Linked DNA regions of Homo sapiens: region 2 is linked to region 1. The links are chromatin loops, found by intact Hi-C in ENCODE. Cell type or tissue: heart right ventricle. All regions are shown on one strand. Links, peaks and the distances in the headings refer to the core of each region. The heading gives the core; the rest is flanking DNA. Region 1 overlaps POC1A (POC1 centriolar protein A). Region 2 overlaps DNAH1 (dynein axonemal heavy chain 1).

Region 1 (16,976 bases), core at 3,726-11,725:
TCAATCATGCTGCTGCACATCATTAGTAAGGACCCCAAAAGAAAGCCCTCTCAAGGCAGCAACCCCACAGTGCAGGTGGGAGGGGCGCAGGAATCAGGCCAGGTTTGTCCACATCGGGACCTTTCAACCCAGGCCAGCTGTAGAACCCGGTATTGACTTGCCACCACCAGTTGGAGTGCATGGTTGGTCTCACCATGGGTCTTAAAGAGGAGGGATGGGAGAGAATCAGCCTCTAGAAAGGAGCAAGGATTAAAGTAAGTGCAGAGGTGGGGAAAGAGGGTGACCCTGGGCAATTTGTCTTCCTGAATCAGTTTGCAGAACCCTGAGCAAGCCAGGCCCAGGGGTTCCTACACCTGGATACCTGGAGTACCCCACAGAGGGGCTGGGTGTCGTCGGTATCCCAGGACAAAGAACCCTTAAAACTTGTGGTAAATCAATCCTAAGTTCCTGTATTTGATAGGGAGTTTAGGGGGCTGGGAGAAGAAAATAATTTGAGCCTCACACGCTGACTCCCACCTTCATCTGAGCTGTACCCTGGGAGATGGGCAGGGCCTACCCACCTTCACCTGCCCTCCAAGTACTCTCTAAGACTCAGTCTACCTCTCAGCCAGCCTAACTCGTCTCATGCTGCCTTCAGCTCTGTCAGCCTCCCTGTGGAGTCCCCCTCTTCCCAGGCCAGGAAGCCCAGGAAGTAGAGCTATAACATCCATTTCCTATCCCTGGTGCCCAGCCCCGTGAGCTAGAGAGCCGATGATGAATGAACAAACAGACAGATGGCAAAATGAACAGAGGTCGTTGGTTCGTTTCTCTTCTTCTCCTTTCCTCTGGGCATTGTGAGCCTGGTGCCCTGAAGAAGAAATGACCCAGCCCTATCCACACCCCAAACCATCAGCTGTCCCTTGGCCTGGTTCCCATATCTCTAGATTTAATAGCAGACAAGTGACCACACAAGGCAATGCGCCATGGTCCTTGCTTCACTTCCCGGAGAGAACAATGTCAATAGCTTTCGTTTATGTGCCAGATGCGATGCCAGAACACCGGGAATGACATTTTAGATCCCACATTCAAGTGTTTTCAGGCTAAGCGTGAGTTAGCTGTTTAAAGAACACTCACAAAAAGAGGTGATCACTTGATAGGCATCTGTTTCAAACTGTTTCTGAGTTTTGTTTTGTTTTTTTTAGGGGAGCAGGAGCGGTAGCAGCATTCACATGATTTTCAAATGCCCTCCTGGGCATAAGATCCCAAACGGTTACACATGAATCTGTATAACTTGCTTGTCCAGGGGCTTGGCTTGTGAACAGGCTTACACCAGGGCCAGCAGCCACCCCCTCTGGATGTGCTGGCCCAGGGAGAACAGGCCCACTAGTCCTGCACACTGGATATGTCTCTGACAGGGAAGGCAAGGGGTCACAACAAGGCTGGGGGCAGCAAGCAGCCTCCAGACCTTGAGGAAGTAGAAGAAAAGGCCTATGTCCCCATCCCCTAGTCATAGCCAAATGGCCCCCAGGTACCCTAACTCAGATGGCAGTGGAAACCCAAACAACAGCTCAGAAAACACCAGGCTAGACACCTCAGACTTAGCTGATAGTCCAAGACACATAAGCACCCCCAGGGCCTCCCTCAGCATGGCAGGCAGATTAGAGACAGACTTGAATTCAATGGACTCCAGACCTCCCATCTCAAGTGGGCATGGTGACTACGCCCCAACAGGAGACATTCTGACGACCGCTCTGATCAGGAGGGCTCGGACACTACTTCCTAGTGGAAGTACTAGATGTGAAAGGCCCGGACCCAGGCCAGTTCCTGGGGAGAACTGCATGTGGCCTACTTCCCACAGCCGGCCCCCAGGGACCCAGCCCACCCAGGGAGACCAGGGAACCGGCTGCTTTGAAGCTCATTCAGAAAGGAGGCCTTTGCTTCCTTGATTCCATTCCAGGAATTCTCAAACGACAAACATGAAGAAGACTTCCCTTCTTTGTCCCAGCCTCTGCAAGACACCTGAGGTTGCCTCAGTCTCTAGACACACTGATGTCTGCCAGTCCGAGGGCCTCCAGGAAACCCTGATGTCAACTCAGAGCATGGGTTCCAAGGCTCAACTCAACCTCTGGACCAAGGGATGGCTGAGGCCATTAGGGGACAGATTCCATTCAGGCCCCTAAGGGGCGGCTTGCTAACCATGCCCAGATGCAGCCCCCAACCCTTGCCCAATTCAACTCTTATATACCCTTCTCAGCTGCACCAGTCCCAGGCCCAGCAATCTGCCCAGGTCACATGGAAATGCCTCCATCCATCTCCCTGCAGGCTGTGTGGGTGACAAGCCTGTTTCTGCATCTTGCCCACTGCCCAGACAGTGAAGGTACCACCACTCCACACCACTCAGCACCTGGCCGACACCTCTCACCTGATGCCCGTGGAGTGTGTAGAGCAGCCGGCCCTCCATCAGGTCCAGGATCTTCAGGGTTGAGTCACTGGAGGCTGTGATCAGGTAGTTTCCCGACGGGTGGAAAGAGAGCCCGTTCACTGCTGCACTGTGCACTGGGGGAAGGACATCAGTCAGGTGCTGGCTAGGAGGCACAGGGAGCACAGCTGAAGCCCAAGACGGGCAATCAGGGCCAATCGAGGCTCAGCACAGGCCTGATGGGGCTGGGTCAGGATGGTCATTGCTCAGAAGAGCTGTGGGGAACCCAACAAGGATTTCCCAGGAGAGGGGCACAATCGAAGAACAGGAAAAGGCCTGTTCAGAGCCAAGGGCAGGCAGTGGAAGACAGGCGGACAGAAACAGATGCAAAAACCAGAGGCAGCAGACGATTCCTCCATCCTCTCCCACAGCACCAAGCGGTCAAGCTGGAGCAGAATAGAGTACTCAAACATACAAACATAGCCTTTGGTCTGCCCGATATACTCTTTCTTTAAAGAAACCAATGGAAAACAAAACCCTTCAAATGTCAATACAATGCCACTGCCACACAGGAAGGACGTGTGTGGGGGCAGACGAGCAGAAAGCTAAGACACTCTTAGGAAGCAGTCAGGCCTGCATTCGGACCCCAAGCCTCCTGCCTGGGCTCACCCCATGACGTTTTTTGAGAGACAGAGTCTCACTCTGTCGCCCAGACTGGAGTGCAGTGGTGCGACCTCAGCTCACTGCAGCCTCCGTCTCCTGGGTTCAAGAGATTCTCCTGCCTCAGCCTCCTGAGTAGCTGAGACTACAGGTGTGCCACTACGTCCAGCTGATTTTTGTATTTTTAGTAGAGATGGGGTTTCACCATGTTAACCAGGCTGGTCTCAAACTCCTGACCTCAGATGATCCACCTGCCTCGGCCTCTCAAGGTGCTGAGATTACAGCCGTGAGCCACCACATCCATCCTGAGCAAGCATCTTAACCACATTGAGCCTCAGTTTCTCCATCTGTACCATAGCACCTATGTGTAAGAGGTACTGTGCGGATGCTACTAAGTTAAGCACATGAGGTCTTTGCAGAGTGAGCCATCCAATGCCAACATGGATGTTCCTCTCCTTTGCCCCCTGTGTTCCATGCAACTCAAGGTCCTGCCACTTCACCCACTCAACAGCTTGGCCCTGTCCATGACTCTCTTTTCCCTACCATCTCAGGCTAACCCCACCATCTTTTCTGGTGTCCCTCACTCTCCAAGAGCCGGCCACCCCAGCTCTGTCGATTCCCCCAGCCGTAGAACTTTTTTACCCCTTGTTTCCAATGGGCCTGGGAGACTCTTGCCCTTCCCTTTCCCTGACCTTAAAGCTCATTACTGGAAGCTGCCTTCTCCAGGAAGCCTCCCCTGGCCTCCCAATTAGGGCCACCCCCTTCATTTGTCCTTCCAAAGCAGCACAAGCCTCCCATCGGTTCACTCTTCACATTCACATGCAACTATCTGACTCACATCTGGATCTCCCATGAGACCATGAACTCCATCAGGCAGGGGTGGTAAGTCCCTGGCACCGAGCAGGACTCAGAAAGTGGTTGGTGAGCAGGTGCTTAAGCTGGGTATCCAGAAGCCCCAGCAGGTTACACAACTCTCCCTCAAGGTCAAGAGCATGTTCTAGGTGAAGCTGGGGGCACACCTGGGCAGTCTACGTGGGGACAGAGCAACTCCACAGCCAATGCATGGATCAGCTGTATCACAGCCTCCTAGGGTGCCTTCTGAGGAAAACCCCAGTGTCTTTCTTCCCATTACCAGAGGCCCAATGAGGAAAACCAGTGGGGCTAAAATAACCATGACCCTGCCAAGTCAGAATTGCCACCAACATAAAGGCAGATTCAAAACCAACCGTCATCTTAGCACTGAAAGGCTGTAAGAACCACTACTGGGTTGGTAAACACACCCAACACGAAACGGCCCTCAACAAGGCCCACAGGGTGCACGCAGTCCCTCAGATGCCAGCCCAGCTGATGTGCCGATGTGCCGGGGAGTCTGGATACGTGTTCCCAGGCACACTTAGGGGGAAACAGCCAAGGCTTTACGTAACATGATATTTATATCTCAACAACACCCTCCAAGCGCCAGGATCTCCAGGAGGCAGGCTGGAGAGGGACCAGTGGGGTCTCTGAAGCCAGCTCTTGGAGGCAGAATTCAGAGACCCCCCCACCAGAAAGTCTGCACTGGGATGAAGGCCACCTCCACCCCTCCATGAGCAGAAGCTGCCAGAGGAACAGCCGGTGGCAGGAGGGTGCAGAAGGGAGGGCATGCTCAGGGAGCTCTGGGCTTCCCAGCACCATCAAGGTGGCAGGGTCAGTGTATGGATGCCACACCAGGGGCCCCCACCTGGTCAAGCCCATCCAAGGGAAAGAATCTCTCCCAGAAGAAGGGCAACAGAATCTCCACTCCACATAAATGCCAGGAATACCCAAGCCTGGATAGAAACACCTAGAACCATTTACTCCAGAAGAGGGGCTGGCCTGGCATACCAGGCTTTGGGGGATACCCCAGACACCAGGACCCACCCCACCTTTCCCCACTTGCTCTCCTGCCTCACCTACTGGCCGCACCAGCCTCCACTCTCACTCCTCTTGCCTCTGTGGAGGTGGTGGGGAGCGGGTAGTCTATGGAGGCCTCATCGTAAGAACCACCCCTGCATGAGAGTCTACCACGAAGGCTAGGCTGTCCCATGAGGGCATGAGCCTTCTATCATGATGCCTTGAGCGCCAAATGTCTGAGCATGATCCACTTTTTTTCAAGTCCAAAGCCGCAGGCCTCTTCTTGGCTCCATGGCAGATATCAGTGATGACACATACTGCCACCTGGGTGGCAGCTGTGAGCTTGTGGCTCTTATCCCATCTCCACTCCAAAGAGAGAACTCTGACTCCAGGTCAAAGATACACCAACATCAAACTTCTACAGATCCTCAGGGACCCAGGGATGAGGCCACCACAGCCCCTGCTCCCAAATACCAAGAACTAGTCATGGCTTGTGGGCAGTAGGTGGTCTAAGCAGAGACCTGAGTACACCCACTCCATGCTGCTCTGCCTGTAGAGGCTTGGGCAAACCTAGGCCCACTACCTAACGGGCTGCAAACCAGCCAAGGGCCCAGAGAAAGCCTGGGTGCCCAAGCAGGAGGTTCCTCTCTAGAGGAGACCATGCCAGGGCCAAGCCCCATCCCAACATCCTTCCACAAAAGGACCGCTCATTTTCCCCAGGGTGGTCTCTTGCGATGCGCAACTGATGTTACTAGTGACACGGTGGCTCTGGGTTGACAAGAGGCTTTGGATTCATACCACAAAAGTGCTCTGATACCAGCAGCAAAGGACACCCAAAACACTCCTCTGTGTAAATGCCGTGTAAATGCTCACTTCAGGACAGTGGGAGAGTAGGTTGGCTAGATCAGGTGGGACAGCACCACTGTACCCCAATCAACCCTTTTAGTCTCAAAACACCCAGTACAGGGTACAGGCCTGCCCTGATAGCTGCAACTACTTAAAACCCTCCGGCCGGGCATGGTGACTCACGCCTGTAATCCCAGCACTTTGGGAGGCCGAGGTGGGAGGACTGCTTGAGCTCAGGAGTTCAAGACCAGCCTGGGAAATACAGTGAGACCCCAACCCCATCTCTGAAAGAGAAAAAAAAAAAGACAAAACCCTCCATGACAATGTATCAGGCCAGGCGGGGGTGCAGGGCTGCACTAAAGACCATCGGACAGAGAGCTTGGGACTCTATGAGTTCTAAGCCCTGCTGACAGCCAGCCAAAGAGACCACCTCTCCCAGGGAGCCTGAAGAGTAAATGACTAGAGTCACCGAAGTGCAAGGAACCGAGCGTGAGCCTGTCAACAGAATGCCAGACTCAAAGGCCCTGAGGTGGAGACTCAGACCCATAGCTTTCTAGCTGTGTGACTGTGGGCTGCATGCTCCGCATCTGTGAAATGGAGGGTAGACCTACTTTGCTGGCCACCCAGGCCTGTCACTGGATAATGGACCTGCACGTGCTGTAAGGCACGAAGCACATTACAGGTTCTGGGATGGGGGCTGCTGCTCAGATGCCTGAACAGTCTTAACGTGGGCTCAGAGCATATGGAGCTAACCCACCACCACAGGGATTGGCACTCCCAGGGCTCCACCAGCCCAAATCCTTGCTGAATTGAGAAATCAGAACTGCTCTCTGCAGTGATAGGCCAGAGCCAAGAAACTCCTTACCTAGGAGAGTCAGCCAGCGCAAGACAAATGGCTCCAGCTGCCTCCATAGCCCAAAGCCCCAAGTGGGCTTCAACTCCAACAACCCTAGCAGGAACAGGAAGTGCCCTCATAGAGCACAACTATGGACGGCTGGATGCAGGCAGGCTGGGGCTTGCTAGCCACACACTGCAGTATCATTAACCAAATCCTCTCACAAGAGCCCATCAGCGTCCAACACCCGAAGGCCATTCTGGAAGTGCCTGATGCCCATCCAGAGTCACTAGGGGAGACACTGCACGTCACTGTGTCCGTAGGTTTCCCTTGGGTTTCCTAGGGATCAGGGACAGAAAGCGGATCAGGCATCTGTTGCCAGAGTACTGGGAGCCCTTCCTGGGGAATGAGCCTCCAAAGAGATTCCACTGCACCTATGGGGGTGGGGGAGCCACTTGGGTAGAGGGTTTCCCCCTAGTTTCAGCTAAAGGTTTTCTGGGGAGCCCCAAGACCAGAGCAGACCTGGCCATGTCCTCCCGTCAGCAGAGGATGAGAGGTATGTTCCCCCTACCCAGGGAGCTCAGATCAACCTGGCTCACTGCACCCCTAAGGGTCAGCCTAGAGGCTATGGGATGACTCCGCTATCCTGTGAACACCCACCACTGGCCACGGCATTGAGCAGGGAGCTCAGGGGGAACCGGCTGTGTTTATGGGGTACTCCAAATCCTGCTAAGCCTCCAATCTACACTAGGGGTGGCTTAGGGATGAGACACTGCAGGCCCACTGAGAGGCTGTCATAAGAGGCAAGGCCAGAAGCACAAGCAGACTGCAATCTCCCAGCAGGGCCTGTCAGCCCACACACTCAGCTCCACTCAGGACTCAGCCCCTGGAGCTCATCTGAGTCCATCCACACCTCCCCAACCCTGCCATCATGGAGATCCGCCCCTGCCCTCTGCCAAGCCTGCTCCCTCCAGGTCCCCAGCTCCCTCTCCCCAGTACCCACCGCTCTCCTCGGCTGCTCTGCATTGCTCCACCTCCTGACAACCCTCTTCACAAGACCCCACTCTCCTTCACTCCCCAGCCTCTGCCCTCCTCAGCTCTCCCATGCTTGGAGACGGGGTTCATACCTCTCACTCTGGCTGCTTTGTGGACCTTTATCTTCTGTGGCCCCTCAATTATAGGGGCTCAGAATGTGACCTCAGCCATTCTCACATCCCAGATCCCTGGGTCCAGCTGGCCCCTCCACCCCAACAGGGTCAGCTTCTCTGCTTCTACTCAACCTCTGCAACCCATCCCCCACTCTGATGCCAGCCCCTACTTTGATACCAGGCACAGCTGGACACCTACCCATCACTGGGACACATGGGGCACACCAGCCCCCAACCCCAGCAGGCTCTGGACACCGCTATCCTCTCAGATGTCCTTCTTCCCTTCATACCTTAAATGACGAGGCTAGTCCTAGCACTGCCAATCAGGCCACATCTTTGGGACCCCGAGCCAGAGATGGCATCCAAGGCCCTTCCCAAGGGGTACCTGCTGTTATACCCATGAACACCAGGCCCAGGCTCCTGATCCATCAGAGATGGGTCTGGACCCTCCCAGGGTCACCTAGACATCCTCTCTGCCCAGTGTCAGGACTTATGTAGCACAAACCACATACCTAGCCCTGTGTTATAACCCTTTTGTGGCTTTTCCCATCAGAGCCTCACAAAGCCATGAGGAAGGCCTATTGCCACCCCCTTTACAGAAAGGAACCACAGCATGTGCTCCTGACCACTGTCCTGCCTCGTCGCCTTCCACTCCCATCTCTCCCTGTCCAAGTCCTCCCTCCTCTGCACCTGCCCACGTTCCCCAGGCAGCTGGGCAGATGTGCCCCATCCCCAAGCCCCAGCCCTTCACTCAGGCCTGGCCCAGAGCAGAAGGCTGAAGGAAGGATAGGAAAGATATGGGCTCCAAGTGGAGGCAAGCCCCACTGCTCTTCTGTTCCAGAAGCCTCTGTCTGAAAGAGCATTGGTAACAAACCTCAGGGCTTCCTATGGAGGGGGGTGGGGTGGGGGAACAGGTTCTTGTGGCTGGCCCCTGCCACCTGGTGGTGCTGTAGGGTACTACAGGCCTTAACCAACCAGGTTGGCCTCACCAGCCCAGACAGGACCAAGACAGTGTCATTGTCATCATCACTAACATTGTACCTCCTTCCCCCCATTTTGTGCCAGCCACCCTCTCAATTCTTGATATGAAACAACTCATTAAACCTCCCAACACCTCCTGTGAGACAGGCCCCATCATTGTCCCAGAGGCCCCACAGAGTCAAATGACCTGCCCAATATCACACAGCCAGGAATGCTTTAAAAGCCAGCTGCAGAGCCCACTCTCCACCATGTGCTGTTCAAGATTAGGATCTTCTCCCCATTCTGGGAAGGTGTGCTCACCTCTGTTACCCCAAAGAAAGTGCTGTACTTGAACACCAGGAGTCAGCTAGGAAGGGTGTGTGTGTGTCAGGGGTGGGTGGGGTCGGAACCCCACACCTGTGTCCAGCCATGTCCTTCCCATTTCAGGTGTGGCTTAAGGAAGCGAGCCCAAGAACTTTAAGCTTAGTCCCAGGTTAACAACCACGGTTCTTCAAACAACTCCAGCTCTGCCTCCTTCCTGGTCTCGGCCCTGGTCCAGTCTTGCTCATCTCTGTTTTGCCAGCTACACAATTCCCAGTTTCTCCAATGACCCCTCACCAGCTCCCTTCCCTGAGCCCATCCCTGGAACTGGGGCGCCTCATGGCCCTGCCCACTCATACTTGCTCTCAGGCCAGTTCCCTACCCAGTACTCTCAGCGAACTCATCCTGGGCATGTCTAAGTCTGCCCTCGCCCTCCAACTCCCACCTGGAGCCTGACATGAGCCCATGCCCACTGCCCGCCACCCTGCCTTCCAAGGGCTACCATCCTGGGCCTGGCCCCTAGCTAAGTCAACCCTCCCTATGACTCTACATCTGCGGAGGACACTGTAAGACCAGAGGTGGCCACGGTCCCACCAATGCTGGCCTCTACTGACAGCCCTGTTCCCTTTACCACAGGTCAAGGGCTGTCACCTTGGCCCTGGAGGGCAGAGCCTCCATCACCAGGAAAGGCAAGTGGCATGCCCCTGAGAAGTGGTCCTCAAGGGAAGCCCTGACCAGAGCCCCAGTGAGGACTCCCCATCTGGCCCTGCAGTATGTGTGAGATTCTGCCACTTCGGAGGTGAGCATTGACTGGCTCAGTGGAAGCCAGGTAGCACCAGGCTCCATCTCCTGGCCAAGGTTCCAAGCCAGGCCAGCCATGCCACAGACTCCCACCCCTGGAATCCCAACAAACCCAGGACACCTTCCTGCCCAAGGCCATCTCAGACCCATTTAAGCACTACAGCACAGGACAACATCCAACACCATCACAGTCCCACCAGGGCTGCCCTTGGGCCCAGGAGGCTGTTCACCACTCACACTGATAATGCTGCAGCAGCCGGTGAGTCCGCACGTCCCACACCTTCACTGTGTTGTCCATGCCGGCAGCGGCAATGCACGTCCCACTGGGGTGGAAGTCCACATAGGTGACAAAGCTGGAAAGACAGGGGCCACTATGCACTATAGGAGGTCTGCCCTGGTTCAGGACGGACCCAGAAACATTTGGTGCTTTCCCCATCCCTGTGTCCTGCCCACGCTGTTCCCTTGACCCAGACACCTCCTTTCTGTCACACTTGTTTACCAGGTGGCCAAGGGAGAGCAAGAAGAAGTAAAAGGTGAGAACAGTGGCCAGCAACAAACTAAGGTGGACTGACCAGGGAGCACATCCCACCGCCAATTTTCAATACAAGTTGAGAGAGCTATCTTCAAACCCAAAAGTTAGCCAGGCTCCCCTGGGATTTTCAAAGTTGGAGCTGGTACCCTTCCCAGGGGTGGCTGCAGGGCAGATCCTGCCAGCTGAGGCACAGGTGGGAAGGTCCAGCAGGACTACAGGGCCATTGGCCCACCCCTTTCTAGGAGACAGGCCAAGGACCCTCACCACACCCATATGTGATACCCAGGCTGGTACCATGTCCACCTCTCAAGGAGAAGCCCTTGTGGCTCCCAGCCCAACAAAGAAGGGCAGAAGCTGGGGTCTCTACTCAAATGTAGGCACCTCTCTCTCCTGATGATGTGGCACAATATGAACAGCCACCATCTGCTACAAGAACCCAACAAGAATTTTGTAAAGCCATCATCATGGATAACATACCAAGAGGCTTTAAAATGTAGTTTGGGCGACTGAGTGTCAACTGCTGCCAGACAGACATGTTGTAATCCTGACAACCAGAAAGTGAAGGAGAAAAAGAGGAGCACAAATAATTACACAGCTCCAAAGAATTGCATGGCTTGAGGTTAAGCACTCCTGCTATTTGTGGGATGGGGCCAAAGCTTCCATCCACACAGCAAAAGATACAATGCTAGGTTGCCAGACCTCGCAAAAAGCACCAGACAAGGGGCAGCAGTGATAAGGCTGCTGGTCCCACGGCTCCAGCCACTGAAGGCCACTGGGCCTCCTCATGCCCAGGTCTGTGCTCTGTGCTTGAGCGCCTACAGGTGGAGGACAGCATCTGGGGACTCACCCGCCATGCTCACAATACGAGTGGACACATTCCCGGCTGCTCTTGTCCCACAGCTTAACAGTCTTGTCATCACTGGCAGACACGATGAGCCGCCCGTCGGGGGAGAACCTGAACCGGGTGGGGCACAAGTCACATCACAGACTAACAGACGACATGGGCACCACACACCTTCTTCCACAGCCACTCTTCCCCGAGTGCCTACTATCTGCCTGCAGGAACCACCCGGGGTCACATGCCCTGCTGTGATTTTTTTTTTTTTAATTTGAATACCCTAATTTGTCTTTTCAGGAACAAATGCATTGCATCCTAGGAGGCAATGTTACTTCTGTTTATTTGGTCATATCTTAAATTATACTTTGTTTCTGAAAATAGTTAACTTTTAGCACATCATTTTTCTTTTTTCCTTCTGAAGAGTTTTTCAGGAAACTGTGACTAAATTTTGTTTTTGTTTTTGTTTTGTTTTTTAGACAGGGTATTGCTCTGTCACCCAGGCTGGAGTGCAGTGGTGTGATCTCAGCTCACTGCAGCCTCTACCTCCTGGGCTCAAGAGATCCTCCCACCTAAGCCTCCTGAGCAGCTGGGACTACAGGCGTGCACCACCACACCCAGCTAATTTTATTTTATTTTATTTTATTGTAGAGATGGGAGTCTCACTATGTTGCCCAGGCTGGTCCTCTAACTCCTGGAGTCAAAGGATCCTCCCACCTCATCCACCCAAAGTGCTAGGATTACAGACATGCACCTTCAAGCTCGGCCTATGACTTAATTTTAAATGTTATAAAAATGTTTCCTTTATTTTTTTCTTCCTGAATCTGTGAAACTTATTGATCTTTCCTGTTGCTCTTGTTTTCGTTTTCTTACGTAGCTTCATGAGCAAATAGCCCCTCTCCCATCCCAACAGCAAACTCTGACCAAAAGGGAAAAAGAGAAATTCTTCCTGACTTAGAGGAAAACCAAACATAAATAAACAAAAAGAAAAGAAAAAAAAAAAGGTGCCTGCCTCACGAGTGAGCACAGAGCAGCCTCATGCACATAAAGCCCCAGCACTGCCCCTGACGCACAGCACATGGCAACATGCAGCCGACTGCCTGCCGGCAACATTTGCATAAAGGTGGCCAAAAGCTCACCATCAGTGTCATTACTCTGGGACCAGGTCCTCCGAGTCTACATTTGACTCAAGTGCGGGTCAGCAAGACACAATCTGCCAACAAAAGGCATGAGGTCCTGGGGACTGCCACCAAAGGCCCAGTATGGACTTGACACCCCAGTTTGCTGGCCTGGCCCCTCCTGATCTCAGGACCCTAGTCATAAAGCCTCTAAGAGCCATCAGGGGTCTCCCAGGACAAAGGAATGGGGGTGCCCTGGAGAACAGTAACTTGTATGGGGTCCCCAGAAGAACACAGCTCAATAGTCCCCAACTTCTGACTCATGTGGTTTCCTAATGTCACCTGGCACCCCAACCCCTTCCTCTGAAGCAAAGATATTTGACCCATGGGGAAGCTCTGTTGAAAGGAATGAAATAAGCTAGAAGTAGGACTATCTGTCTGCAATTCTTGGACCTTGAAAGGTCCTTTGGGTTACCTGGCCCGCTGTCTGCACAGCACTGGCTCCCTGGCCAGCAGGAAGGCTAGCCTCCAGGCTAAGCCCCCCATCTCCGAAGCCTGCGCCCCCATCTGGGAGCTCTGGAGCAAAATCATCCCCTGAGAACATCCCAGAGGAAAGTAGGCAAGCCTTACTGTCAGAGAGAGTTGGGTTCAAACTCCAGCTCTGCCACAGACCCACCGTGTGCTCTGGGACAAGATACTACTGTTCTGAGCCCCCATTTCCTCATCTGCAAAATGGAAATGCACCTAGCTTGCAGAACTGTCTTAAGGAACAAAAAGAAAATGTGTAATGGTAGTACTGAAAGTACCTAATTGTTTTTGATAATAAATGGCCCCTGTTGACCCAGTTTGTGCTTTGCCAACACAGATGTCAGAGGGTCATCATGGCTGACTATGGACTAACTTACATGTCATGCATCAGCTCCATGAAGCTTCTCGACAACTTACAATGCAGGAGCTATTATTGTTCCATTTTACAGATAAGGAAACCGAGGCTGAGGAAGCTTAAACAATGCCTAAGTAACTTGCCCGAGGTCATAAGTTGGTACCTAGCAGCCCCTGGGCCAGCCCCCAACCCCCAGGGTTCCTCCAAGGGTCTCCAGACAGAACAATGCTCACTTGGCACAGCGGACCCAGTTGATATGCTGGCTCAGGGAGAACAGGAATTTCTGGCGATGAGTTGCCCACACTTTGACTGTCTTGTCGTCAGAGGCTGTCACGAAGGACTGGCCATCACTGCAGAAGTGGACACTCCTCACTGTGGCTGTGTGTGCACGAAACACAGTGGACTCACCTTTGCTACAAGGACAGGCATCCAAGAGTAAGGAAACCCATAACAGTGACATGAGAGCCCACAAGCACATCAAAGCTCTCCTACTCCTCAAGCACCCCTCCCAAAGTCAGTCAAGCCCGAGTACCCCAGTCTCCACAAGGGAAAGCCAGAGCCTCTCCTATATGAACAGAGCACCATCTCTAGGCCCCACCCACATGAACACAGCATCAGGTGGCATTTCTTTAGGGATAGATTGGGTAAGCCCAGAACTCCTCTTCCAACCCTGAGGGGAGGGCTCCAACTGCAGCCCCAGCCTCTGATGGCACCTCTTCCAAAGCAGAGTAGAAGTCCCACTGTGACCAGTCCAGAGCCAAGCTAGGGGACCTGGGTGGGGATGGCTCTGGCACCAGGGCCCCAGACTCCAACAAGCCTCCTCAAAGTGTACGACTCACACATTGGGTACCCAGATGCGGACAGTCTTGTCTCGGGAGCCGGAAGCAAGCAGGTGTCCCGAAGGAGAGAAGTTCACACAGGTGACGGCATCCTTGTGGCCAGTGAAGCGGTAGGCGCGTGACTGCGGCTTCATGTGCCAGACCATGAGGCATGAGTCCATGGAGCCACTGGCTGAGGACAGTGGGTGATGCTATGACCTACAGCTCTAACAGGCTTCAAGCCTCCACCAAGACATTGGAGAGGCAGGGGGAGCAACTGGCCCAGCTCCATCTTCCCTGGCATCCACAAACAGACCGTGAGAAGTCTCCCATGGAGCAGAGCACATCTCGAGGTATGGTCTGGAGGTGGAGAGCCTGTGGCCCAGAGTTCTCCAAGGAGCACACCCACATGGGAATAAGACCGAGGCCCTTCCCATGCTAGCCTTGGACTGCAATCCAGAGCTCTGGGAAAACTCATTCCCATGGGGCCCAGGGTCTCCCCCCAGACACATCCTGAGGGCACCAGAGAGCAAGTCCTCCCCAGCTGGGAAGCCAGCCCCTCCCATTGAGAGGGCCCAACTCAGTATGAAGCCTAAAGGAGGTCCCCAAAACTGATCAAAAATCACTTCAGTTCCCTCTTAACCTTTACACATCAGAGGGTCTTGATGACAGGATGAAGGGGCAAGCCTCCTCTGCAGGAACCAGAAAGCGCAGTCATAAAAGCTGTGTACGAAACCTCATGCAACCAAGGAAGGGGGACAGTCAGCTGCAGCATAAGAGCAGTGGGGTCGAGGGGGGTGCCCATCTCTGCTCAACAGCCTTCTCACTGACAAGGCTCTTCAACAAGGTGTGCCTTATTACTGTGGGCAACAGAATCAGTAAAGCTTCAAGGAAAAGGAGTCACTGTTTAGGGCCCACACCAAAAGACAGACCCAAAAGGTGGCTAGGGTGTGCAGAAAAGACCCAGATCCCAGTCCCACCCTCAAAAGCTCTGTGGCCTTAGCAAGGCCCCTAACCTCTCTGACCCTCAGGCTCTGCATGTAAAATGAAGCTCATGAAGCCCAGTGCCCAAAGAGCTGGCAAGCAGAAGCAAGACTAGAAGCAGGTCTAGACAAAGCTGTGCAGTCCTTGTGCTCTGCTTCCCACCCACCACCCCTCCGAGGTAAAAACTTGGCCTGTTCAGCTCATAACCTAGCACCTAGACAGGGTGCCTCTTCTTACCCAGCTGCTTTGTGTTGATACTGAAGTCCACACAGGTAACTGCATCTCGGTGGCCCTTAAAATGCCTTTCCAGCGAGGGGTCCTCCTGAGAGAGAGCCAGGGTCAAATGTGTGAAGCCTGGGTGAGGAAGGGGCTTCCCCAGGGCCAGCACTCTTCCTACAACAGCCGGGGGAGTAGGGTTAAAAATGCTCAAGGCATGATCTTATATAAAGAAAATCCTAAGGAATCCACTTAGGATTAGTTTTTACTAGGAATAGTTTTTACTATTTGAATTAATACATCAACTGTGGAAATGCTTCAACAAAAACAAAAAACAAATGAGTTCAGCAAAGTTGCAAGATACAAAATCAAGACACAAAAATCAATTGTCTTTCTGTACACTAGCAATGAATAATCCAAAAAATAAAACTATTTATGATACATAAAAAAAATAGCAATATTTTAAATTAGCCGGGCATGGTGGCAGGCGCCTATAATCCCAGTTACTCAGGAGGCTGACGCAGGAGAATGGTGTGAACCCAGGAGGCGGAGCTTGCAGTGAGCAGAGATTGTGCCACTGCACTCCAGCCTGGGTGACAGAGCGAGACTCCGTCTCAAAAAAAAAAAAAAAAAAAGGAATAATTTAACAAAAGAAGTGCAGGACTTGTACAGTAAAGACGACAAAACATCACTAAGAGAAATGAAAGAAGACTTAAAAAATGGAAAGACATTCCACATTCATGAACAGGAAGACTTACTATTGTTAAGATACAATACTACGATACTCCTCAGATTGATCTACCGATTCCACATAATTCCTATCAAAATCCCAGGTGTCTTTTTTGCAGAAACTGACAAGCTGCTCCCAAGATTCACATGAAAATGCAAGACACCCAGAAAAAAAAAAAAATCTTTAAAAACAAACAAACAAACGAACAAACAAAAAACACAGATACTATAGAAAGTAATTTGGCAGTTCCTCAAAAAGTTAAACATAGGTCAGGTGAAGTGGCTCACACCTGTAATCCCCACATTTTGGGAGGCTGAGGCAGGAGGATCACTTTAAGCCAGGGGTTCAAGACCAACCTGGGCAACACAGCAAGACCCTGACCCTACAAAAAAATTAAAGAATTAGCCACACGTAGTGGCTCATGCCTGTATTCTCAGCTACTCAGGAGGGTGAGGTGGGAGGACTGCTTGAGCACAGGAGTTCAAGGTTGCAGTGAGCTGTGATCACATCACTGCACTCCAGCCTGGGCAACAGAGCAAGACCCTGACTAAAAAAAAGTAGTTAGCCGGGCACAGTGGCTCACGCCTGTAATCCCAGCACTTTAGGAGGCCAAGGCGGGCAGATTACCTGAGGTCAAGAGTTCAAGATCAGCCTGGCCAACATGGTGAAAACCCCTCTCTACTAAAAATACAAAAATTAGCTAGGCGTGGTGGTGGGCGCCTATAGTCCCAGCTATTTGGGAGGCTAAGGCAGGAGAATCGCTTGAACCCAGGAGGAGGAGGTTGTAGTGAGCCGAGATTGCACCAGTGCACTCCAGCCTGGACGACAGAGTGAGACTCCTAATCAAAAAATAAATAAATAAAATAAATATAAATAAATAAAATAAAAAATAAAGTAGTTAAACGTGGTTAGCAAATGACCCAGCAATTCTAGGTAAATACCCCAAAGAGTTGAAAACATGGTTTACACAAAAACTTGTACACAAATGTTCAGAGCAGCATTTTCCTTAATAGCCAACA
Region 2 (8,000 bases), core at 1-8,000, 200 kb after region 1:
GACATTTAAATCTTTAATCCTGGCTGGACAAGATGGCTGACACCTGTAATCTCAGCACTTTGGGAGGCCGAGCAAGGTGGATGGTTTGAGCTCAGGAGTTCAAGATCAGCCTGGACAACATGGTGAAACCCCATCTCTACCAAAGAACATAAAAAAATTAGCCAGGCATGGTGGGGCGCGCCTATTGTCCCAGCTCCTTGGGAAGCTGAGGTAGGAGGATCACTTGAACCTAGGAGGTGGAGGTTGCAGTGAGCCGCACTGGTACCACTGCACTCCAACCTGGGTGACAGAGTCAGACCCTTTCTCAGGAAGAAAAAAAAGAACAATTTAAATATGTAATCCATCCTGAGTTAATTTTTGTTTCTGGTGAAAGGTAAGGGTCCGGTTTCAATCTTCTGCATATGGCTAGCCAGCTATCCCAGCACCATTTATTGAATAGGGAGTCCTTTCCCCACTGCATATTTTTGTCAATTTTGTTGAAGATCAGATGGCTGTAGGTGTGTGGCTTTATTTCTGGGCTCTCTATTTTGTTACATTGGACTATGTGTCTGTTTTTGTAACAGTACTATGGTGTTTTGGTTACTGTAGCCTTGTAGTACAGTTTGAAGATAAGGTGATGCCTCCAGCTTTGTTCTTTTTGCTTAGGTTTGCTTTGGCTATGCGGGCTCTTTTTAGGTTTCATATGAATTTTAGGCTAATTTTTTCCTAGTTCTGTGAAAAATGACTTGGTAGTTTGATGGGAATTGTGTTGAATCTGTAGATTGCTTTAGACAGTGTGGCCATATTAACAGTATTGATTCTTCCAGTCCATCAGCATGGAGTGTTTTTCCATTTGTTTGTGTCATCTCTGATTTCTTTTAGCAGTGTTTTGTAGTTCTTCTAGAGATCATTTACCTCCTTGGTTAAATGTATTCCTAGGTATTTTGTGTGTGTGTGTGGCAATTGTAAATGGGATTGTGTTCTTGATTTGGCTCTTAGCTTGAACATTATTGGTGTATGGAAATGCTCCTGATTTTTGTACATTGATTTTGTTTCCCGAAACTTCACTGAAGTTGTTTATCAGTTCCAGGCCTTTTGATGGAGTTCTAATGCTTTTCGATCTGCATTTTACTTTGTTTGATATCAGCGTAGCAACCTGACATTTTATTATTTCCGTTTGCCTGAGAAATCCCTCTATTTTGAGCCTTTCTAAACTAATTCATTTTAGATCAGTTTCTTACTTTCAGCATATAGTTTGGGTTTTATTTGTGAGCCAAATTTAAAACCTTTTTCTTGTAATAAGCCCATTCACATTTATTGGTATGGCTAATAGGTTTGACCTCAACTCAGTCATATTGCTTCATATTATAATCATTATGTGTATTGTAATATAATGCTATGTTTCTTTCTCTACATTATATGTTTTCTTAGTTCTTCTATTTTAAAAATTCCTTTTGGCATTTAGGAAGGTCTGTACCGTTATTTTAGTGGTTTCTTTTATAGTCTCCATTATCCCCTGCTTTCCTACTTAACCCTTTAGTATCTGTCCTGTTTCATTGTTGTTGTTTGTTTTGTTTTGTTTTGAGACAGGGTCTTGCTCTGTCACCCACGCCACAGTGCAGTAGCACAACAATCATAGCTCACTTCAGCCTTGACCTTCTGGGCTCAAGCTATCCTCATACTTCAGCCTCCTGAGTAGCTGGGACCACAGGTGTGAGCTACCACGCTTGGTTAATTTTTGTATTTTTTTAGAGACAGGGTGTCCCTATGTTGCCCAGCCTGGTCTCAAACATTTGGGCTCAAGCAATCTGCTCACCTCAGCCTCCCAAAGTGCTGGCATTATAGGAGTGAGTCACCATGCTCAGCTCTACTTAATTAATTAATTTATTTATTTATTTTCGAGATGGAGTCTTGTTTTGTCACCCAGGCTGGAGTGCAATGGTGCGATCTCTGCTCACTGCAACCTCTGCCTCCCGGGCTCAAGCTATTCTCCTGCCTCAGCCTCCTGAGTAGCTGGGATTACAGGCGCCTACCACCATGCCTGGCTATTTTTTGTATTTTTAGTAAAGAAGGGATTTCATCATGTTGGCCAGGCTGTTTTCGAACTCCTGACCTCAAATGATTCACCCACCTCGGCCACCCGAAGTGCTGGGATTACAGGCATGAGCCACTGTGCCCAGCCTCTACTTAATATTTTAACTGTTAAAATATTATTACTATTCCTCCACACTCATCTCCACCTTTTAGTCTTCAACTTACAATAAACTCTATTAAACGTATCAATATTTTTTCTGAAGTCTCCCGTCATCTCTTGGTTGTATAAAGTTCCTTTTCTAGTAGATTCCTCATGAAGAGCTCAAGGGTATAGAGTTCCTTGAGTTCTCACACGTTTAAAACGTGAAGGACAGCTTGACCAGATATAAAATTCTTAGTTCACAACTTTTATTCTATGAGTTTTTTAAAAATTCTCCACTTTGGTTGCCTTGCCTGTGTGATGCTTTTAAGAAGTCTGAGGTTGGCCGGGCATGGTGGTTCACGCCTGTAATCCCAGCACTTTGGGAGGCTGAGGTGGGTGGATCGCCTGAGGTCAGGAGTTTGAGACCAGCCTGGTCAACATGGTGAAACCCCATCTCTACTAAAAATACAAAAAAAAAAAAAAAAGCCAGATGTGGTGGCAGGTGCCTGTAATCCCAGCTACTTGGGAGGCTGAGGCAGGAGAATTGCTTGAACCTAGGAGGCAGAGCTTGCAGTTAGCTGAGTTTGTGCCACTGCACTCCAGCCTGGGTGACAGAGCCAGACTCCGTCTAAAAAAAAAAAAATTCCCTTGAATTATAGTTTTAAATCTTGGTTCTGTTCCATTCTTTTGTTTTTCTTCATCAAGGATTCCATTATGTATCTATATCTCTATGTATCTATGTATCTTTTTATATATTGCTGCTGCTTTGCGTATCTTTTAATTCAACCAGTTTCCGACCCTTTTTAGTTTTTTCTAATTTTATTTTTTAAAATTTTATTTTCTTTCTTTTACTTCCTTTATTTTCTCTCATTTTTATTCTCTTGGTTATATCCTGCCTTTCTTCAATTTACTTCATTATGCTTTGATTTGACTCTGTTTTCTCTCGGTCACCTTGTAATTTCAGCTTCCTCCCCGTGATACTTTTATTTTCCATTTTTTCCTTGAGCTTAATTAAGTCTCTTTTCTTACCGACATTTGTCCATTTATATGTTTTATTTTTGAATTTCTGATTCAAGGTGGTTTTTCAGATGCCCAAACACTCGTTTAAGGCTATTTAGCTGAAGTATTGTGTTACAGTTTTCTTCTGCTTGGTACTTGTTTATTTTTTTAGGGGTGATGGGAATTTTATCAGTTAAGATGCTCTTGTCTTCTCAAATGTGCAAACAAAGCTAAAAGATGCTCTCTTTTTCTTATAGAAGCAAATGTAGACGGTGTTCACCTATTCATTTCAGGATTTGGAGTGATTTGCAAGCTTTCTAGTTCAAGGGCGCCCTCTTCTGTCAGTATTGCACATTAGTTTTTTTTGTTTGTTTGTTTTTAGAATGTGCTCTGTGTGTGTGTCTGTGTGTGTGTGTGTGTGTGTGTGTGTACACACGTGCTGGGGAGAGGGATGTGGGTCCTCCAAGGTTTTTGTCCTCTTATCTTGCAGAACTCAACATTTCACTTTTGCTTCTTTTCCCTTATCCTCCAGTCTACAAATGACCCCTTTCCTTCTGCCTCCTGTCCCATAAGTCATATGCCTTTCAAAGAACACTGCCTTTGAATTGCATGCCCTTAAGTCCCTTCCTTGTAGTAAGTGCTCTGATTTACCAGGGCTTTTTTTCAGTATTTTTACAGTTAGGGTTACTTTCTCTTTTTTTGAGATACGGTCTCACTTTCACCCAGGCTGGAGTGCCGTGGCATAATCACAGCTAACTGCAGCCTCAAACTCTTGGGCTCAAGTAATCCTCCTGCCTCAGCCTCCCTGGTAGCTGGGACTACAGGCATGTGCCACCACACCCGCTATTTTTTTATTTTTTGTAGAGATGGGGGTCTCACTTTGTTGCCCAGGCTGGTCTCGAATTCCTGGGCTCAATTCATCCACCCACATTGGCCTCCCAAAGTTCTGGGATTATAGGCATTAGCCACTGCGCCCAGCCTGGGTTACTTTCTCTTTCTGGTAGGATTTTATTTATTTATTTATTTATTTATTTATTTATATTTATTTTTTGAGATGAAGTCTTGCTCTGTCACTCAGTCTGGAGAGCAGTGGTGTGATCTCAGCTTACTGCAACCTCTGCCCTCTGTGTTGAAATGATTCTCCTGCCTCAGCCTCCCGAGTAGCTGGGACTACAGGTGGTTACCACCACGCCTAGCTAATTTTTGTATTTTTAGTAGAGACGGGGCTTCACCATGTTGGCCAGGCTGGTCTTGAACTCCTGACCTCAGGTGATCCACCCACCTCGGCCTCCCAAAGTGCTGGGATTACAGGCATGAGCCACTGTGCCCGGCCTCTGGTAGGATTTTAGATCTATCTTAGGGTTACCACTATTTCCCTTTTCTGCAGTTTTTCTTAGACTGCCCTTGTTCTCTGTGAAAACTTGCAGCAAGAGTGTGAGAGACAGCTCACTGGAGATAGATTTTTTTTTTTTAATTTACAGATAATTTGAAGTCTAGGCATTCTGCTGATTCTAGTTGTGCTAAAGGTGTGGGTTTTGGTAGTGTTAGTTTTTTCTTCCTTCCTTCCTTCCTCCCTCCCTTCCTTCCTTCCTTCCTTCCTTCCTAGGATGTGTTGGGAAATTTGAATCGATATAGCCACCTTACCTTGGCTGTCCAGAAGTCTGTTTCTTGAATTTTATTCAATTTATAATGTTTTTGGCTTTAAGTATCAAAGATGCTGGTCTCAGATTGTCTTAGACAGCAGGGAAGTGCATTCCTGTACCTGTAGCAGGAAAACCAATGCAGGACGCCCCAGGGTTGGTGCATCAGGGCCCTGTCTGCAGTGTATGCTGGCTTCATCTTCAGGCGAGATGGCAGCAGCAGTTTCATGACCACAACAAAGGTTGTCTTAGATTGGGTTCCGTAGAAGCAGACCCTGATGTGGGGACTCTTGTGCAAGCGATTTATGAAATCCTCTCAGGAGAAATCTATAAGGAAGTGAAGGAAGCAGGGTATAATAGAAGAAGCAGCTGGTAAAATATGGTTTTAGAAGTCTAGTCTCAGCCTGATCCTGTGGGAAACTCTAGAGCAAGCATGGCACCACCGTATTTGTCCTGGAGGGAGCCAGAACAAGAGGGCTTGACTTTGACTTTTTTTTTTTTTTTTTTTTTTTTGAGACAGGGTCTTGCTCTGTCCCCCAGGCTAGAGTGCAGTGGAGCAATCTTAGCTCACTGCAAAGGGCTTGACTTTTATATATCTGCATCAGTGGTTGATCATAACTGGGACGTGTTCCCACACCTAAACCAACTGCAGTTGGGGCAAGCTCCACCACGACTGGCTTGGACTAGCTGAGATGTACCCCTGTAGCTGGGGCTGTAGTCATCTTCCCCTGAGTCAAGTGAGGAAGGATGGAATTCTGGAACAAAACTGAGGAAGAAGGGAGGGAGTGGATGTCAGGCCAGCAAGCAGCCATGTGTGGAAGTACCCATCTTGTGCCAGACACTGGGTACAGAGGAGTGAACATTTCCAACAAAGAGCCTGCACCCTGGGGACTCTCAGCCTGGCCAGAAAGACAGACAATGAAAAATCTGGGTTTTTAGGGTTCTGATAAGTGCTGTGAAGACCAAGCGAGAGAAGGGAATAGAGATGTCTCAGAAGGGCTTCTTTATATTAGGCGGTCAGGGAAAGCCTTTCTCACAGTGGTGATAACATTTGAGTTGAGGTCTAAAGTAAGGGAAGAAGAGGATTCTGGCAGAAGGAGCAGCAGTGCAGAGGCTGAGGTAGGGACAAGTTTGTGGTACTTGAGGAGCAGGGCAGGGTTACTGTGGTTGGGATGCAGAGAGAGATGTTGGTCTGGGAGGCTGGACCACATGCAGGGGCAGAGACGCGGCCACAGGCCGACAGTCTGTGCAGGCCATGGGTGGTGGTGAGCAGAGGAGTGGCTTGATCGTTTACATGTTTAAAATATATTTTTTCCAACTCAAGTAGAGAATGAGTTGTAAGGGGGCAAGAGTGGAAGCAGGGAGATCAATGAGGAGACTAATGCCATAATCAGGGCCAGAGATCATGATGGTGGCTTGAACCAGAATAGTAGCTGAGCAGCACGGGAGAAAGAGATATATTTGAGGTTTCCTCAGCGGTGGAGCCAATGAGAGCTGCTAATGGACTAAATGCAAGCTCACCCCAGGTCTGGGGATTTCCAATCTCAAAGCCCAGTTTCAGGATCAGGTGCAGGGGTCACCCACCCTCAGGCCCAGTCATGGTGTTGCACATCCAGTAGCAGGAAGAGACCAGGGACCCCTCCGTAGGGCTTTGGTCAGTAGGGTGTGTGCAATGCTGTTCAGAGACAAGGAGGCTAGTGGGGATAGGGGGCAAGCGAGGAACAGGGGATGGAGAGAAATGAAGAGCTTGCCTTCTGACATGCTGGTTCTGACACGTTGTAAGGCATCCAGTGTCAGTGTTGAGTGGGCTGGTGGATAAATGAAGGGAGAGAACTGCAGATAGGTGTGAGGGTTCTGGCTGAATAGAACAGGTGGTGTTCAGAGTCCGAGGCTGGAGGAGCTCACCTGGTGGGAGGTATAGCTGGGGAAGACGAGGGGTCTCAGGACCCCTGGCACAGGCCAACGTTTAGAAGTCAGGGAGGTGAGGAAGATCCAGGGGAAGGGTGTCCCAGAAGCTCCGTGAGGACAGCGGTGCAGCAGAATAGGAGGGAGCCACTGTGCCAAGTCTCTGAGAGTCCAGTGAGATGAGGCAGAGCCTGGAGTGGCCTCAGGGGTAGCGAGGGAAGAGATGAGGATGGGAAGAAGTGAGCACACCAGTTTTTCATAAAGAAACACAAAGAGATAAAGTCAAAGGAGGGAAGGAAGTCAAGGGGCGGCTTCTAATGTGGGACATACCAGAGTGTGTGGGGACCCCTGGGAGGGCGTGGGAGGGAAGGCAAAGAGACTGAGGTGGCTGAGCTTGCTGGGCTTTTCCTGAGAGCAGGGCATGCCTTCTACCCTGGCAGAAGGCAGGGAGATTCCGGGGTGTGAAGATGGGGTCATTTCTGTCCAATGGCTTCTGAGTTCCGGATGAAATTCGAGGGACTTCACCCAGTGAGGGAGGGTGTGTCTGTGAGTTGGCAGAGAAGGTGAGAGAGAGTCTTTTCCAGGTTCCGAGGGAGTGAGTAGATTTCTAGGCCAGGTTGAGGGTGTGTTGAAGGTGAGACCAGTCCCCTGCCTACGAAGTTCTCCAACATCCCGCAGCTCTGGTGCAAGTGTGGGCTGCAGGAAACTGAGATTCCCTTGTGGTGCCATTACCAGGGCTAAAGGGACTATTCAGATGTGGCAGAGGTGGGAGGGAGGGAGAGATCGATGGCAGAGACCAACTCAAGGAACAGAAAGGCCTGTCCGCAAAGGACAGAGATGCCAGCTGGCTCAGATGAGGCCTGAGCAAGCCAGGTGCCGGAACACAGCGGCATAGGCAACGTGTGCTGAGGAGTGAGTGAGCGAGTGAGTGAGTGAGTGAAATGGCCTCCAAGGGGTCTGCCTATGTGAGGACGGGGGAGATGGTGTGCACGCTCACCCCAGGTCTGCTGATTTCCGATCTCGGAGCCCAGTTTCAAAGTGAAGTGCAGGGGTCACCCACCCTCAGGCCCAGTCATGGGCACATCCTGAGTTCTCAGCACCTTCCAGGCGCTGCCATGATTGCCCAGTGAAAGCAAAGGAGCTCAGTGGCAGGCATCTTCCACTGCACCATGGGGCAGCAGGCGGGGGTGCTGCAGGGGAGGTGCAGGCTGTGAGTGGCAGCTCTCTGAGGCTTCCAGGCCCAGGACTTCCTGCACCCCGTCCCACTGCTCTGGGGCCTGCCTTGGCTCCCAGAGACTGGC

What was found. A loop is a pair of places that touch in the nucleus more often than their neighbours do. Peaks named below come from ENCODE experiments on the same cell type or tissue, not always from the same donor. Only the 100,000 strongest peaks of a DNase experiment are listed, where the experiment ranks them.
Region 2: a loop joins it to region 1, with 4 times the contacts of the local background. A loop is called at or near these places in 7 of 110 quality-filtered maps.

Annotation. Positions count from the first base shown.
Region 1 is chr3:52,135,768-52,152,743 of GRCh38, forward strand. It overlaps POC1A (POC1 centriolar protein A), which reads right to left. Exons shown (of 11, transcript NM_015426.5): 2 at 15,249-15,333; 3 at 14,049-14,220; 4 at 13,443-13,622; 5 at 11,221-11,328; 6 at 10,079-10,194; 7 at 2,402-2,535. Among named protein-coding and RNA genes, the nearest start is that of POC1A, 10 kb to the right of the region's middle. In heart right ventricle, for the core only: a CTCF peak has its summit at 8,713 (motif pointing left); DNase peaks (open chromatin) are centred at 4,417 and 8,684; H3K27ac peaks cover 1,492 bases.
Region 2 is chr3:52,336,248-52,344,247 of GRCh38, forward strand. The region is part of intron 8 of DNAH1 (dynein axonemal heavy chain 1); the gene reads left to right. Among named protein-coding and RNA genes, the nearest start is that of DNAH1, 24 kb to the left of the region's middle. RefSeq lists an enhancer at 7,306-7,807. In heart right ventricle, for the core only: a CTCF peak has its summit at 3,493 (motif pointing left); no DNase peak of the experiment used is centred there.